Linked DNA regions of Mus musculus: region 2 is linked to region 1. The links are chromatin loops, found by intact Hi-C in ENCODE. Cell type or tissue: heart. All regions are shown on one strand. Links, peaks and the distances in the headings refer to the core of each region. The heading gives the core; the rest is flanking DNA.

Region 1 (8,006 bases), core at 1,552-6,551:
CCCCTTAATACTCATACGTTTTTAAAAAATGGTTTTATTTCTATGTGTGAGGATAAGCCAAAGGTAAGTTTAGGGCAAGGATGCAGTACCGCTGCCGCCTTCCCTGAGTTAGGAGGAGCCTAGGCCCTAAGGTTGAATCCTAGTTTTCATCTGATGACTCAGAAGAAAGCTCCCATCTGCTCACCGCTTCTCTGTAGAGTTTCATCGAAAAATCCAGAACTAAACTGAAGACCAAGGCCTAATCCTTTAGGCTTCTCGTGTGTGCTGCTTTTGCCTTACAGTTAGAGCAACAGTGGAAGAGATCCGGCTTACTTGCTGGTGGGGGAGGGAAGCGAAAGCGGGGAGAACTGCACCCCAAGAAACTAGCTATCGAGCAGAGAAGCCAAGGCAGAACAAATGGAAGCGTGTCTTCACGTGGAGCAGCTTGAGTGTGCAGAGTCACAGCACAGGCCCAAGAGAGGCCGAGACACAAAATGTAGAGGCCCATGTGTCTGGCTCAGAAGAAGATAGCTGCCGGGCACTTTCCCTTTTCTTTGTGAGACAGGGTCTTTCTGTGTTGCTCTCCTTGGTTTGTAGACAAGGCAGGGGTTGACTTCACAGATAGACACATGCCTCTGCTTCCTAGTGGCTGGCACTAAGGTCATGCACCACCACATCCAGCCACACTTTCAGGTTTTATTTTGGATTTTCTTTGGCAACAGGGTCTTATTACATCACCCAGGCTGGCCAGACCTTGGAATCCTCCAATTTCAGCTTTCCCAGTGCTAATAGAGGTGTGCACACCCATAGCTACCTGAAGATCAGTTTCTCTTTATGAAAACACTGCTATGTCTACATAGAATATTGGGCAGGGGGCAGGGGACAGGAGACGACGGACACCTGTAATTGCAGCCCCTGAGACACGGGTAAGAGCATTTGCCTAAAAGATGACTTCTTTATTTTTTAAATGAAGTCAAATGTAGAAATTGGAAGGAAATACTGGACAGGACTGTATACATATCTGAGTGGCAGGGATGGATGGGAAAATGAGAAGAGAGAGCACCACCATTTTAAATGTTTGTTTGTTTGTGTGTGTGTGTTTGTGTGTTTAGTGTGTGTGTGTCTGTGAGTCTATCTATGCATGTGAAGTCCTGAGGACGGCATGGGATCCCCTGGAGTGGAAGTTACAGGTGGTTGTGAGCTTCCCAGGATAGGTACCAGGAGCATAGCTCTGGTCTTCCGCAAGAGCAGTATGCACTCAAACCTCTTCTAGCCCAGGACCTTCTAAAATAGAGATTCTTAATATTTGATTTAAATCCAGAATCAGTTTTCTACCTCATACAAATCTTTTGTCCAACTTTAGAGAAAAAAAAAACCTTTGCATATTAATTTCAAACTCCATTCCTTGTCATTGTCTACAGTGTCACCGCGTTGAATATGCCTGACCTTACTTAAATCCTGTTTCTTCCATTCACACTCATTCTGCTGAGTTGAGAATTTGGATTTACTCAGCCTGTCACCGGCAAATTAAAGATTGTTGTCCTAGAGATCTACTTGTAATATATACGTGAAAGAAAGGAAGGGAATGTCCACTCGATGTTGAAATAGGTAAAGTTGTTTTCAGTAACAAAAGTCAATTTAGGAAGATAAAAATGGAAAAAAAAGAAGAAGCAGGTGAATGCTGGCTAGAGAGCAACATGCAGTGACTCCTCCCTCAGCTTCCAGGTAGCCAGGGCTGCTTGGTGTGTAGGTAGTATAAACGGTCTCATTTGTAGATGGCCTTTTTTAATTTTAATTTTAATTTTTTGCAACAACATCTTTTGCAAAGTATAGGATTAAAAGATCGTGAACCCCCCTGTGAAGAACATGATTATTCTGTGTGTTCTTCGCATACATTGTTGGCTGGCTTCCCTTTATGCTTTATGATCTGTGAGTTGAGAGATTACTCTTTATTCTTTCTACATGTAGTTTCTTGGGGAAAAAAAAGTATTAGCAATTACCCCCCCACACACCCTTTTTTAAAAAATGGGGCCACAGTGTGTTACGCAGTTTGATGTGGGACTCACTATGCTGACCAGGCTGGCTTTGAACCTGTGGTGGTAACCCTGCCTTGGCCTCCGAAGTGCAGGAATTACAGGTGTCAGTCATTGAGGCAGCTTTCCTCAGTATCTTTGAAATGGGCCGTTCTGCCTGGGTCCTCACTCTTTACTCTAGCTGGTACCATGTCCTCCAACTCTCCCTTCTTGTTAGTGCTCTTGTAATTCTCTGCACTCTTTTATCTTTATTTCTCTGAGAATTGTAAGGTGTGTTAGAAAGATGTACTATTCTCTTTGTTTTTACTGGCCTGTCTCCTTTTTGAGGGTAGGACACTCCTTTATTCCTGAATACTGTGCATCCGAGCCTCTTGTCTGGCATGTAGAAAATATTCAATAAATATTTATTGAATGAACAAATGTATGTTTTTTTTTTTCTCCTTATACATCTTCGTTGTTCATTGGATTTTTTTGGGGGGTGGGGGGGGAGTTAAGGCATGACATTTAATCCTTCTGAGATGGAAACAGCCCATAGTTCATCAGGTGATCTTGCCATGGTCATAGAGCCAGGGAATGAGAGCTTTTATGCCTGTTATTGTCCCTCACATTGTCCTTTGTGGGCACACTTCTCAGTGACCCAGATGCAACTTGAACAATTCAATAGCGAGGTTTTTCTCATGACGTGTGTGTGCACTTTTAAGTGTGCATGCATCTAGTTTTAAGTGTGTGCTTTTCAGTGTGGTTTTGCCTGTATATTTTTAAAATATGTGCATTTTACTTGTATTTTAAATGTTTTTGTTTCAAGTGCATTTTAAAAATATGTGTTTTAAGCGTGCATCTAAAGCATTTAATTGTTTACATGTATTTAGGTGCATGTGCAGGTTAAGTGTGTTCAAGTATATCTTGTGTGCATTTTAAGTGGATTTTTAAGTGTTTAAGTCTCAGTTTTGGCTCTGGATTCGCTTACTCCAATCTCTCATCTCTGTCCCAGCCTTCACTCCAACCAGACTCGCTCTCTAACATGCAAATGTGATCATCTTCCTTCCTTCCTTAAAAACCTTCAAGCAGATCAAGTTCAAACTTCCAAGAGTTTCCAAGAGTAACTGCTATCCCTCTCTGCAGTCTTAACCACTCCCCGAGTCCTTTCTTGCGGACTCATCCTGGCATCGCGCTTCTCAGTCTCCTGAATACGAGAGCCGCTTTCATTGCTCGCTCAGTCTAGAATTCCTTCTCTTAAGAGGGCCACCCTCGCTCAGGAATACTCTGCTATACTAACTGGAAGGTACAAGCGACTCACTTTGGGGCGTGTCCACACCCGGTGGCTATCCTGTCTTTGTACAACAGCCTTCTTCAAAAGGGAATAAGAGCTTTTGCACCAGATGTGAATGGCGTGTGTATTGCCTGGGAACATGGATTCGGGTTGGGTGGAATAACACGTTCCAATACAGAATAAAGTCAGAAGTTAAGGCAGTTTCCAGATACCGGTTGGACCATCAGATTGATTATAGCAAACAGGAAAAACTGACAGGTGTCAGATCTCATCTAATGACATTTTAAGCTTTCAGAATGGTGGAAACCATTGATTCGATGAGGTTGCTTTAAAGGTTTTGAGCCAAAAGTATGTTGGGTATGACACGATTGGTCAACGAAAGCCTATTAAGGGACTAAGAATAATCATAGAGTTTAAGCTTTGTTAAATCGTCCACAGGTCTCCCGTACCAAAGTCCCCGAGCTGCACATTCTCAATATCTGCCTTCCTCCCCGTCCCTAGGTCCCTACGAGGCTTCAGCGTGACCCAGCTCAAGGCGTGGAGTGTGGCGGGAAGGAAGGGAGGCCGGGTTTGGAGAGGACCAGTTTTGCTTTGGGTATGCAAATGATTTGTCAGCAACGTCTAATAAGGCTGCCTTCCCAGCCTTGTGTGGATGGGCAAGCAAAGCACCATTGCACTACCGCCGCCTTACGACATCCCACGAAGCACAGATGTTTTAGACCCGACGCTGAGGTCCGTGAGGAGCAGGATGGGTCGAGGAAGAGTTAGCAAGTGCGGTAACCACGGTTTCTTTTTAGTCAACGCAGCGATGCCTGAGAATTCAAGTTGCCCAGCGCCACAAACTGCGCAAAGAAAAATCGCAGATTTAGGGCAAGGGCCTACAGCCCTGCTTCTTTCGCTACACTTGTCCACAGCTCAGAGCCGGGCAATCTGTAAAGAGGAACCAGCATCCATCTCAAGGCTCGGCGTGAAGGCCGGGAGAGCGCCAGCGCTCAGCTCCGCTTCCGGGTGCGCTGCGGAGGCGGAGCCTTGGCCGGGCGTTGGGGCGTGGCCCGGAGGCGGGACAATACCAGGCAGGGGCTGTGGTTTGAAACAGAGGCGGGGCCTGCGCCGGATGTGGGAGGGGCTGTGAGCGGGGCGGGGCATGGCAGGGCTAGGGGCGTGTCGTGTGGGGTGCTGGGCTTGGGCGGCATGGGACCGAGTGGGACCTGGCGGGGATTCGGGCGGAGGGGCGGAGCGGGGAGGGGCGGGAACCAGGCTGGTCACGCTGCGGCTGCGCGTTGCGATTCTTCGTAGTTCGCCCGGGCGGGCGCGGCGGCGGCGGCGGTGACGGCGGTGACGGCGGCAGCGGCGGTGGCGGCAGCGCGGGCCGGGATGCGGCGCTACCTGCGGGTCGTAGGGCTGTGCCTGGCCTGCGGCTTCTGCTCGCTGCTGTACGCCTTCAGCCAGCTCGCGGTGTCCTTGGAGGAAGGAGCTGCCGGGGGCCGCAGGCCGCAGGCCGCGGTAGTTTCCTGGCTGGCGGACGGTGGACGCGGCACGGGGAGAGGCGCGGGCAGCGCGGGCCCGGGCCGGACGGGCAGGTATGAGCCGCATTGCCGGGAGTGGAGGTCTGGGAGGGCCGGACGCGCCGCTCCATCACCGAGCACTGGCTGGCTGGCTTCAGATTCAGTGTTAGACCAGTTAGAAATTGAATCGCTTTGCAACTTTCTGAAAGGTTCGTTGGAAGTAAGTGGTGTCCCACAAAATCCTAATTACACTGCGGCTAGTGGGATTCCCTCCTGTTTCCATGGAGTCGAAGCTGAGTAATTTGAGAATCAGGCTGGCGCCCTAGTTGAGCCCTCCACCTCCCAGGTGTCTAAATTTTCCGCCTAAATCTTAGCTTTTTATCAGTAGCCGTAGCTAAAGAAATCTGGATGTGGCATAAAGCGAGCTGTGAATTTTTATTTTGAAAATATTCGTTTTTTTGGAAACGTAAAGGAAGTTCAGAAACATGAGTGATACTTAATATGCTTATATCTATGGGAGGAGTAAGGTATGAAGAAATCACTTTAAAAAAAAAGAAATGAATATTTATAACACAGCATAATGAGTTGGTGGATTTGCATAAGTCACTGCCACGGTTAGAATCATGAAATTTAAATGGAAAACTGTTTGGGCAGTTTACTTAATTCGCACTGCCTCCTTGGTGGATTCCTGTGTTTGGGCAGTTCTGAGACCAACTAATTGGAGAGTGGAAGACAGGAATTGTAAAAAGAGTACATCCACTTTGAGCTGTTGTCTATGTAGCATCTGAGAGTTGATGGTCTTTTCCAGCGGGAAGCGGGTAAAAGAGAAGCTAGCATGGAGATAGTGAGCTCTTGGTTTATGGTTTGATTGTAGTCAGAGAAATGTGGGGTATAGGTGTGCTCTCAGGTTCCACTGCCTACAACCTACACCCCCAGACCCCCAGTAGGATTTGCCGAGGAGAGCGGAGGCAGGAGGACCATGAGTTCGAGGCCAGCCTGGGCTACACATTTAAAAGCCTGGCGGTGGTGGTGCATGTCTTTAATTTCAGCACTCGGGAAGCAGAAATAGGCAGATCTCTGAGTTCGAGGCCAGCCTGGTCCGCAGAGCAATGTCCAGGATATCCGGGGCTCTACAGAGGAGCCCTGTCTCAAAAAACAAAACAAAACAAAACAAAACAAAAGTATTAATTGCCCAGAATTACATAAGAAGTATTTGGGGAAAAAAAATCCAACTTGGAAGGAAAACATTTTTAAATGGTAAGGACAGTGTTTGAGAGAAATCTCCTTTCAACTAGTATATCCTATTTGAAACGATTATTTCAAACTAGGCTTGGTGGCTTACACCTGTATTCTCAGCATTCAGGAGGTAAGGTAGGAGGATGGAAAATTCAGTACCTGTCTGGTTTTCATTGGGAGTTCCAGGCCAGCCTGGGCTGCATAATGAGACCCAGGTTCAACAGACCAAGGACTGAGTTTGTATCCCAGCCATAAGGGACTTGCCTTGTCAGGTGCCGAGTTCAACCCCTCCAGGAGTTAGAGAGAGTAGTAGAGTCAGTTGGAGAAACCCGTGCCTCCATCCAGTCACTTTTGCAGGCGCCCTTGATCACAGGGTTCCTTCTCTGCTACACTGAAGTATAATCGACAAGAGTTACCTATGTTTAGTACCAACAGCTTGATATTTTTGACGCACATTCTGAAATGATCGTCACTTCTTTTCAGACTGGCTAGACCTCCAGTTCATGTTTGCTGAATCGTGTCGACATTGGTAGGATATACTACTGAGAATGTAAAGACGAGAGACGGAGAGGGCTTTTGAGTCACCAACTTTACTTTGCCACGTACTGGGTGTGTGACTTCCTGATTAGATGTGGAACATTTGTGAGGACTGAAGTGACATAGTTGCATAGATTGCTTAGTGCCGTACCTGGCACCATAAAACTAGCTGATATGGTGATTGTTTTAATTTTCAGGTGTAAGCATATATCTCTCCCCCCCCCCCCTTTGGGAAGCAAATTTATTCTTTGGGACCTAGTCAGAAACCTGGTAAACTAGGATGCCAGTATTCTGTGTTTTGACCATGAGCTATTGTTACAATGCAGACAAACACTGAGAAGCGCTGACAGTTGAGAGATAGATTTGACCATTATGTCTTTGCATTGCTGTTTCCCCTTCCTTGGATCTGTTTTTGAAGGAAAGGGAGTTGGGGCAGTGAGTGCTGGAGAAAGTAAGAGTACTTAGGGAGGGAAGGCCCTCACTCTGTGTCATTACGTGAGGCTTGTGCCGCCAGGGCCACACCTGCACGCTAGCTTATTGGACGCTGCCGTGGCTTCTCATAGCTTTGTTGAGTGCTATGTGGGCTGCTGTAGCAAAACTTGAGACTGCAGATGGAAACAACAGCGATACATTGTTTCTCACACCTTTTTACAGTCTGTGCAGATGGAAACAGCAGTGATACATTGTTTCTCACACCTTTTTGCTGTGTGCTCACATGGCCAGGCAGGTCTATAGCCGCTTCTTGTAATGTCATTCTTGGGGCACTGACCCTTATGGTCTAATCACCGAAGGCCCCATCCATCCCTGACGTCAGTCATCACATGGGACAGGAGGATTTTCAGGTGAGGGAGGCATACAAAAACAGCCCAAATACTTAGCATAGTATTTAGGAAGAGCTAGTAACTAATATTATGAGCTTTTTGAGATACTCATCTCACAAAACAGTGTAGTTTTGGCTTAGAGATCTTAAAGTATAAATATTCATTTCTTTTTTATTTTTTGGTTTTTCGAGAAAGGGTTTCTCTGTGTGGCCCTGGCTGTCCTGGAACTCACTCTGTAGACCAGGCTGACCTCGAACTCAGAAATCTGCCTGCCTCTGCCTCCCAAGTGCTGGGATTAAAGGTGTGCGCCACCATCATCCGGCTAAATACTTATTTCTATTAAAATTCTTCTCCCTGCATAGTTTTTGTTTGGAAAGTATATCTTTTTAAAAAACATTTATTTATTTTATTTATATGAGTCCACTGTAGCTGTAGAGATGGTTGTGAGCCTTCATGTGGCTGTTGGGAATTAAATTTTTGGGACTTCTGCTTGCTCTGGTCAACCCCACTCATTCAGTCCCTTCTCACTCTGACCCAAAGATTGATTTATTATTATACATAAGTACACTGTAGCTGATTTCAGATGCACCAGAAGAGGGCGTCAGATCTTATTATAGTTGGTTGT
Region 2 (6,299 bases), core at 1-5,000, 120 kb before region 1:
TAGAAATCCTAAGTTCAGACTTCTCTACCCTCCACAGTCTCTGGTAATTGTCTCACCTAACCTATTCCAGGCAAAAAGCATTACCTGTGTCTCAAGCCCCACACTGGCTAGCCTGGATCTCTCCAAAGTCTTCCTATTCTCTTTCAATTTCCATCCATACCCATGGCTCAGTTCACAAAGCTGTTACTCTCTAAAAACACATCACCAGACTGTCCCAACACCTAAAAGATCTAAAAGTAGTAATTAATAGGCAACGTGTGACTTTTATCTGAAAAAACACTTAAAAATCTGAAATATAAACCTTGTGTTTGGCATAATATAAACCTTTAGTCTCAACACCTGGGAGGCAGAGGCAGTTGGATCTCTGAGTTTAAGGCCAGGCCAGCCTGGTCTACAAAATGAGTTCTAGGACAGCCAGATGCTACACAGACAAAAGGCTGAGATGGGGGGGGGGGGGGGTTAGTAGTATTTGAGTGGGTATAGGACACACCTTCAATCACTTGAGAGACAGAAGCAGGCAGATCTCTGTTTAATTTGAGACAATTTACGGGGGGGGGGGGGGGGCTGTATTTGAACTATTTCTTGAATAGACTGCATGACCTAGCAACATTGAAATCACTCCACACAAACTACCCATGTGCCATTTGTTGTTCCTAAGTAGCTGATGACCTGACCGGATCCTGCCACCCACTCACTCACTACCTAAAACCTCTAAAAACGGCAAACAGCAGCAGCATTCCAAGGATAAGCAAAACAAACACTCCCACCCTCAGCGTTTAATTTAAATTCAAGATGAAAGACACAATCAGGAAGCAATTGGCTCCTGCTGGAGGGGGCTTAGAAGAACCTAACTTTGGGAACTTAGGGAAAGACTACTCAAAAATAAGAGCTGGGCTAAGCCCGAGGAAGGCCAGTAATCAGAACGTAGGAGGGCTGAGGCAAAACAAGAGAATCACCAGTTCTAGGCCCTGCTTGGGGGGATGGGGGGTAGGGGATGGGGATTATATTAATAGAAAGAGGTAGAAGGCAGGGAAATCATAGGACCAAAAGGAAAAATGAGAACAAAAACTGAAAGAAAAAAAAAATCAAGGAAATGCAATCAATTCGATACAGATGGAGCAACACCAAATCTTAAAACCCAGATGTCAGGGGAAAAAAAAAAAGTTCAATTTAAAGGCAAAAGCCACAGCTTTGTTAAAGAGTCAGAAAACGCAAGACAGTTTCAAAACAAGGCTAATAAGTGTTTGCTAAGCAGACAAAATAAGATTCCAGGAGCACAGACGATGCGCTCAGGGTGAACTAAGGAAGGAGAAGCAGTGGTACCCCCAAATCGAGAGGAAGCACGAAACAGCGCGGAGAGTTAAGGCTCAAACAATTAGAAGACCAAAGGGGCTTACATCGTGGGCGATAACCAAGCACAACCGGGATGTGAAGCCTGGGAGTTTGGGCTGGCCACAAGTTTGCCATGAGAATTAGTCCCAGTGGTCCCTTGGTGGACGCCAAGGAATTAATGCCTCTCAAAACTCAGCGGCGCCCTGGGTGGATTGCACTTCGTCCCTCCGCTTCAGTCAGGATTGATTGTGCAGGCTCCACGACAGGCTCTGGGCTCCGGGCTGCTGACACGCAGGTTCCCAGGGAGTAGTTACAGGCCTGGTCTGTACGTGCTGGTGGGTAGAAGTTAAGTTTAAACTACCGGGCAAAATAAGCATTCGGATTTCTCTGTAGAAACGACGAGCTCTTAAAGAATAATCAGTGTAGCCGGGCGGTGATGGTGCACGCCTTTAATCCCTGCACTCTGGAGGCGAGGCGGGCGGGATCTCTGAGTTCGAGGCCAGCCTGGTCTACAGAGCGAGTTCCAGGACAGCCAGGGCTACACAGAGAAACCCTGTCTCGGAAAACAAAAAAATAATCAGTGCGTACCCATTCCATATTTTCAGAAAGGAAAAAATAGTAATAAACAACGGGACGATGGAGCTGAACATCTGTCCGTGCCAGTACTCAAGAATGGGTCACTGTGTGACTCCAACTGTCCCCACGTGGGCTTTGTCTCCCCGGCCACACTGACATTCTCAACAGCAAGTGGATTATTTTGGCACTCTTTTGTCCGTCTCTCAAAGTGCCTATTACAGAGTCGGTTAGGTCCAAAAAATAAAAAATAAGATAAAAACCCAGACTTCCTGACTGACCTGGCGTCACTGAAGTTGCCTGGCTGAGAACTCCCCTTTTGCTTACTAAACTCCTGCCGAGAAGCGGAACCTGGGTCTCACTCTCCTCCACACTTCGCTTTCCTCCCGCATCCACTGAGTCCCTCTCCAGGTTCCACTAGGAGTCCAGAATAAAGCACATCTCCATCGCCGCAGGAAACGTCCGCCCGCCCGCCCGCCGGCCGCATGCGCCCCTCGCGCCTCTGCGGAGAGCCACTCGCTCACCTACGTCCCACTGCTGAGCCTCCGCCTCTGTCGCCGCCGCCTCTGTCGCCGCCGCCTCAGCCGCCGGTGAAACCCGCGAAGCCAGACGTCCGCTCGCCCTAAAGGCACTTCCGGCGCGCGCGGTGACGTCGCCCGGCGCGCCAGCCTCCGGCCCGGGGCCGTCGGGGTTTGGGGGAGTCGGAAGGAGCGCTGCACCGCGCTGCGTTCGCGGACGCCCGCGCTTTTGCGCGCCGCGGAAGGCAGCCGGAGGTGAAGCCGCCGCGGGCTCGCATCCTCTCCGCTTCGCCTCTGCGCCGAAGGTAAGCTCCCACGGCGCCGGGCCCAGGAGACGGCCGCGGCCCGGGCCTCCGCCTCGGCCTCCGCCTCGGCCTCGGCCTCGGCCTCGGCCTCGGCCTCGACCCTGACCCCAGCTCCGGCCCCAGGAACGTCCAGCCGGGGTTAGCATTTCTCAGAGTGAGAAACTGGAAACGCGACAAGCAGGTTTTGGCTAGCTAAGGCTTTTTGAATAATCCTCCTACTGGGCCAGCGGGGCGCCCTCCGGGGTGCCGGGTCCATTGTCATTCATAGGGGTTCTTAACACTTGCTGCCGACCGACGCGATCGTTTCACCTGTAATTTGCAGAGTTTTAACAGTGACGTTGATTACTAAGCACATTGATAAATATACAGGTTAATGTCCCATTCAAAGTAGGTAATCCATGTAATAGAGTGTCATTTCATGATTTGGTTGTGCACGAAATTTAAAAATCTAAAGAACTTTATCAAAATGTGAAACTACCCCAAGCTTAACAAAACCGAGTCTCTGTCGTCATGGCCTACCTATATCAGTAATCCATATATACAGACGTAGATACAGGAGTTTTTTTAAAAACAAGAACAAAAGAGGCGGGGTAGACAGGTGTCCCTTTCGGAGGTGGGCGAATCCTTGGGAAACATCTTTTCCGCTTTTACCCTAAGAAGGCGTTAAAAATAGCCTTGTGGCTTCTCCATCTCTCTAAAACCCCTCTTCAATCGCACCGCAGCCCTAAAAGGCTTAACACCCGCTGCTAGAAAAGGAATATGGTAATTCACACCCTACCCACACTGGTACTCTAATCTCTTTAAATGAATGGAGCCTGAGGAATTCTACCCTAATTAAGTCAGTGATGGTCCTTGTTTGGTTCTACTTGGAGTAAGATTCCCAATGTCTCCTTTTTTTCCGTTTTAGAAATGAGCGGTGGCTTGGCGCCAAGTAAAAGCACAGTTTATGTATCCAACTTGCCTTTCTCCCTAACAAACAATGATTTATACCGGGTAAGTTGTATGTACATCTAACTAATGGATTCTTTCTTTAGAGACAATCTGAAGCTTAAGCAAAAATACTGCTCCCTGGGAAAATTTTTAGTTGATATCTTCTGCAAATTTTAGTGGGAAATTTTTCAATTTTGTTTTAATTTCCCAAAGAGAATTTGTTGTTTGTGTGTTTTTTCGAGGCAGGGTTTCTCTGTGCCTGACTGGCCTAGAACTCACTCTGTAGAACAGGCTATCATAGAACTCAGAGATCTGCCTTCCTCTGCCGCCTGTACTTGAGTGGTGGAACACTTGCCTAGAGTAGTTATCACACACCTGTAACCCCAGCACAGGGGAAGCTGAGGTAGGAAGATCAGCTTGGACAATTTAGACCCCATCTCACGAAAGAGAAAAGAGATACTGAATTAGGCTTGGAGGTGAGATTTTAGACTGAATGATAAGAAATAACCTTATTTAAAACATACCTGGGGGCTGGAGGTGAAGTATAGTTGGTAGGATGCTTGTCTTGCGTGCACAAAACCCTGTGTTGATTCCCTAGTACCACATGAACTAAGGAATCAATGGAGAACCCGTTAGAAAGCTATAATCCCATAGGAAACTGCTGGACCTCGGAATCCAATGTTGCTAAATGTCTGGCCCACAATTTCAATATTAGACTGCATATGATGGGATCTTCTAAAAGCCTTTGGGGGAGGGTGTTATTTCTGTGTATTAAATAATTAGTCAGAATTATAAGCATATAGATATGTATATATCTATAGAATATAGATCTGGGCAATATATGGGCAACTATATGTAGAAGTAAAAGGAAGACGAGGCCAGAATACTAAGTAAGGATGGAAGAGTTCTGCACCCACCGATAGAAGTAGAAGGATCTTTGCTTTGTTTTTGATCTTTGGCATCAAGTCTTGTTTTGTAGCCTGGGCTCGTCTCAAACCTTCTTGCTTTGCTCTTCTGAAAACCAGGATTGCAGCCATAGACCATCACTGCTGGCTGCAGATGGGTTTTTCATTACAGGAAGCTTTTTTTTTCATTATAGGAAAGTATTATCTGCAGTGAGAGTTCTGTCTGTCCTCAGATGGCAGATTGTGTAACTCACTGGTATGGTTTTATTTGACAACACTGATAATAAAAGGACAGGACCAGCTGGAGCTATGGTGGGTTTGTTGGCCCCACAGATCCATTGGATCAGAAGTCCAGCTGCTGCCTAGTGTATAGGCCATGGATCTAGACATGCTGAGTGGTCCCCCACCCCCATCTACTCCCTGGAGGGAGTTAGGAACTGAAGCTTGTAACTCCAGTAACTGTATTATTCTAGTCACTTAGAAAATGTTTCTTTGGCTTGGTGAATCAGTGTCTTGCTGTGTTGCCCTGTGTCGTGGTCCTCCTCCTCAGTCCCCCAGGTATAGCGATATTTGTTAGAAAGTCGGTTGTATAGGCTGCTAATGGCTGGAGTGTTTCATAAAATATAACAAAGAATCTGGTCAGTAAATACAATCTGAGTATTTAATTTGGTGACATTTTAAATTATAATTATTCTGTGATCTTTTATTTCAGATATTTTCCAAGTATGGCAAAGTTGTAAAGTAAGTATTCACATTACAAAATACTTGGTTGAATAAAGATTCTATTGTTAACATTTTTACATATAGTTCAGTTATTTTCCCATGTACATAAACATTTGACAGTTTTCAAATCATAAGTGACCGTGTACTATAAGGATTTACTAGTTTAATAGTATTGCTTTTACAGTGCTGAGAAACAGTCTCAGAGCCTGAGACATACTAGCCATACTCTTAATCTCTAAACTACCTATTAAGCCCCTGAAGGTTTTCAGAGCTAGTTCTTGTGTGGTGTCAAGCTTACTGGGAAATGTCTAGGGGGACAGTCTTACCTGAGGGACATTATCTTGGTGCTCATAGTGCTGCCAAGCCGTGTCAAAGAATATCTGTAGCCAAACCTCTGATCTGGCTGTAGACATGCCACCTGTTTGCCACCTGGTATGTTAGCCCTTGAACTGTTCTTAACCTCCGTTGACATGTGTATAATGAGCTATCCCCCAAACTACGGAGAGACTGACAGTGAACCCAGTCGTAACTCCTGACTAAGAAGCTCTGTGATTTCAAGCCCATTTGTGGTTTTAAAGCAGTAGCTACAGCACCGTGTTAAAAATCCTTGGGGCGCATCTTCAGGACTAATCGAATCTGTCAGACTGTGCTACAGTCTTCATTAGCTCCAGATAACTCCCTATGCTGTGTACCAATTTCATGTTATTCTCGGCCAATTGAGATGAGAGCAAATTGACGTGGCTAGACTGAAATCTGTAACTGCACCAGGGAAGAAACTTAGAACAGGACAGTCAGATAGAAAGGCTTTTGATCCTTGAGAGACCATTTGGGAGCCAAGTGGATTTTGCTAGGTATACATAAGGACTGGATGCACAGGAAGTCTGTGTCAGGATGGTCTACGGTTCTTGGGATAGTGTCTACTCAGAGGAGTAGCATAAGTGAGCCCTTCACGCCCTGCATCTGAACACAGTGCCACTCTGTCTTTTTGCATGCCAGTAGAATGGAGGGTGTCA

The links. A loop is a pair of places that touch in the nucleus more often than their neighbours do. Peaks named below come from ENCODE experiments on the same cell type or tissue, not always from the same donor. Only the 100,000 strongest peaks of a DNase experiment are listed, where the experiment ranks them.
Region 2: it touches region 1 in a loop (4-fold over the local background); 13 of 42 quality-filtered maps call a loop at or near these places.

Annotation. Positions count from the first base shown.
Region 1 is chr15:93,271,732-93,279,737 of GRCm38, reverse strand. Gxylt1 (glucoside xylosyltransferase 1) reads left to right here and starts at 4,559. Exons shown (of 7, transcript NM_001357006.1): 1 at 4,559-4,862. The coding sequence starts at 4,657. In heart, for the core only: no CTCF peak of the experiment used is centred there; a DNase peak (open chromatin) is centred at 4,407; H3K4me3 peaks cover 3,300 bases; H3K27ac peaks cover 1,774 bases.
Region 2 is chr15:93,394,592-93,400,890 of GRCm38, reverse strand. It overlaps Zcrb1 (zinc finger CCHC-type and RNA binding motif 1), which reads left to right and starts at 2,557. Exons shown (of 8, transcript NM_026025.3): 1 at 2,557-2,728; 2 at 3,636-3,721; 3 at 5,276-5,304. The coding sequence starts at 3,638. It overlaps Pphln1 (periphilin 1), which reads right to left and starts at 2,541. Exons shown (of 9, transcript NM_175363.4): 1 at 2,430-2,541. In heart, for the core only: a CTCF peak has its summit at 2,455; a DNase peak (open chromatin) is centred at 2,540; H3K4me3 peaks cover 3,450 bases; H3K27ac peaks cover 2,016 bases.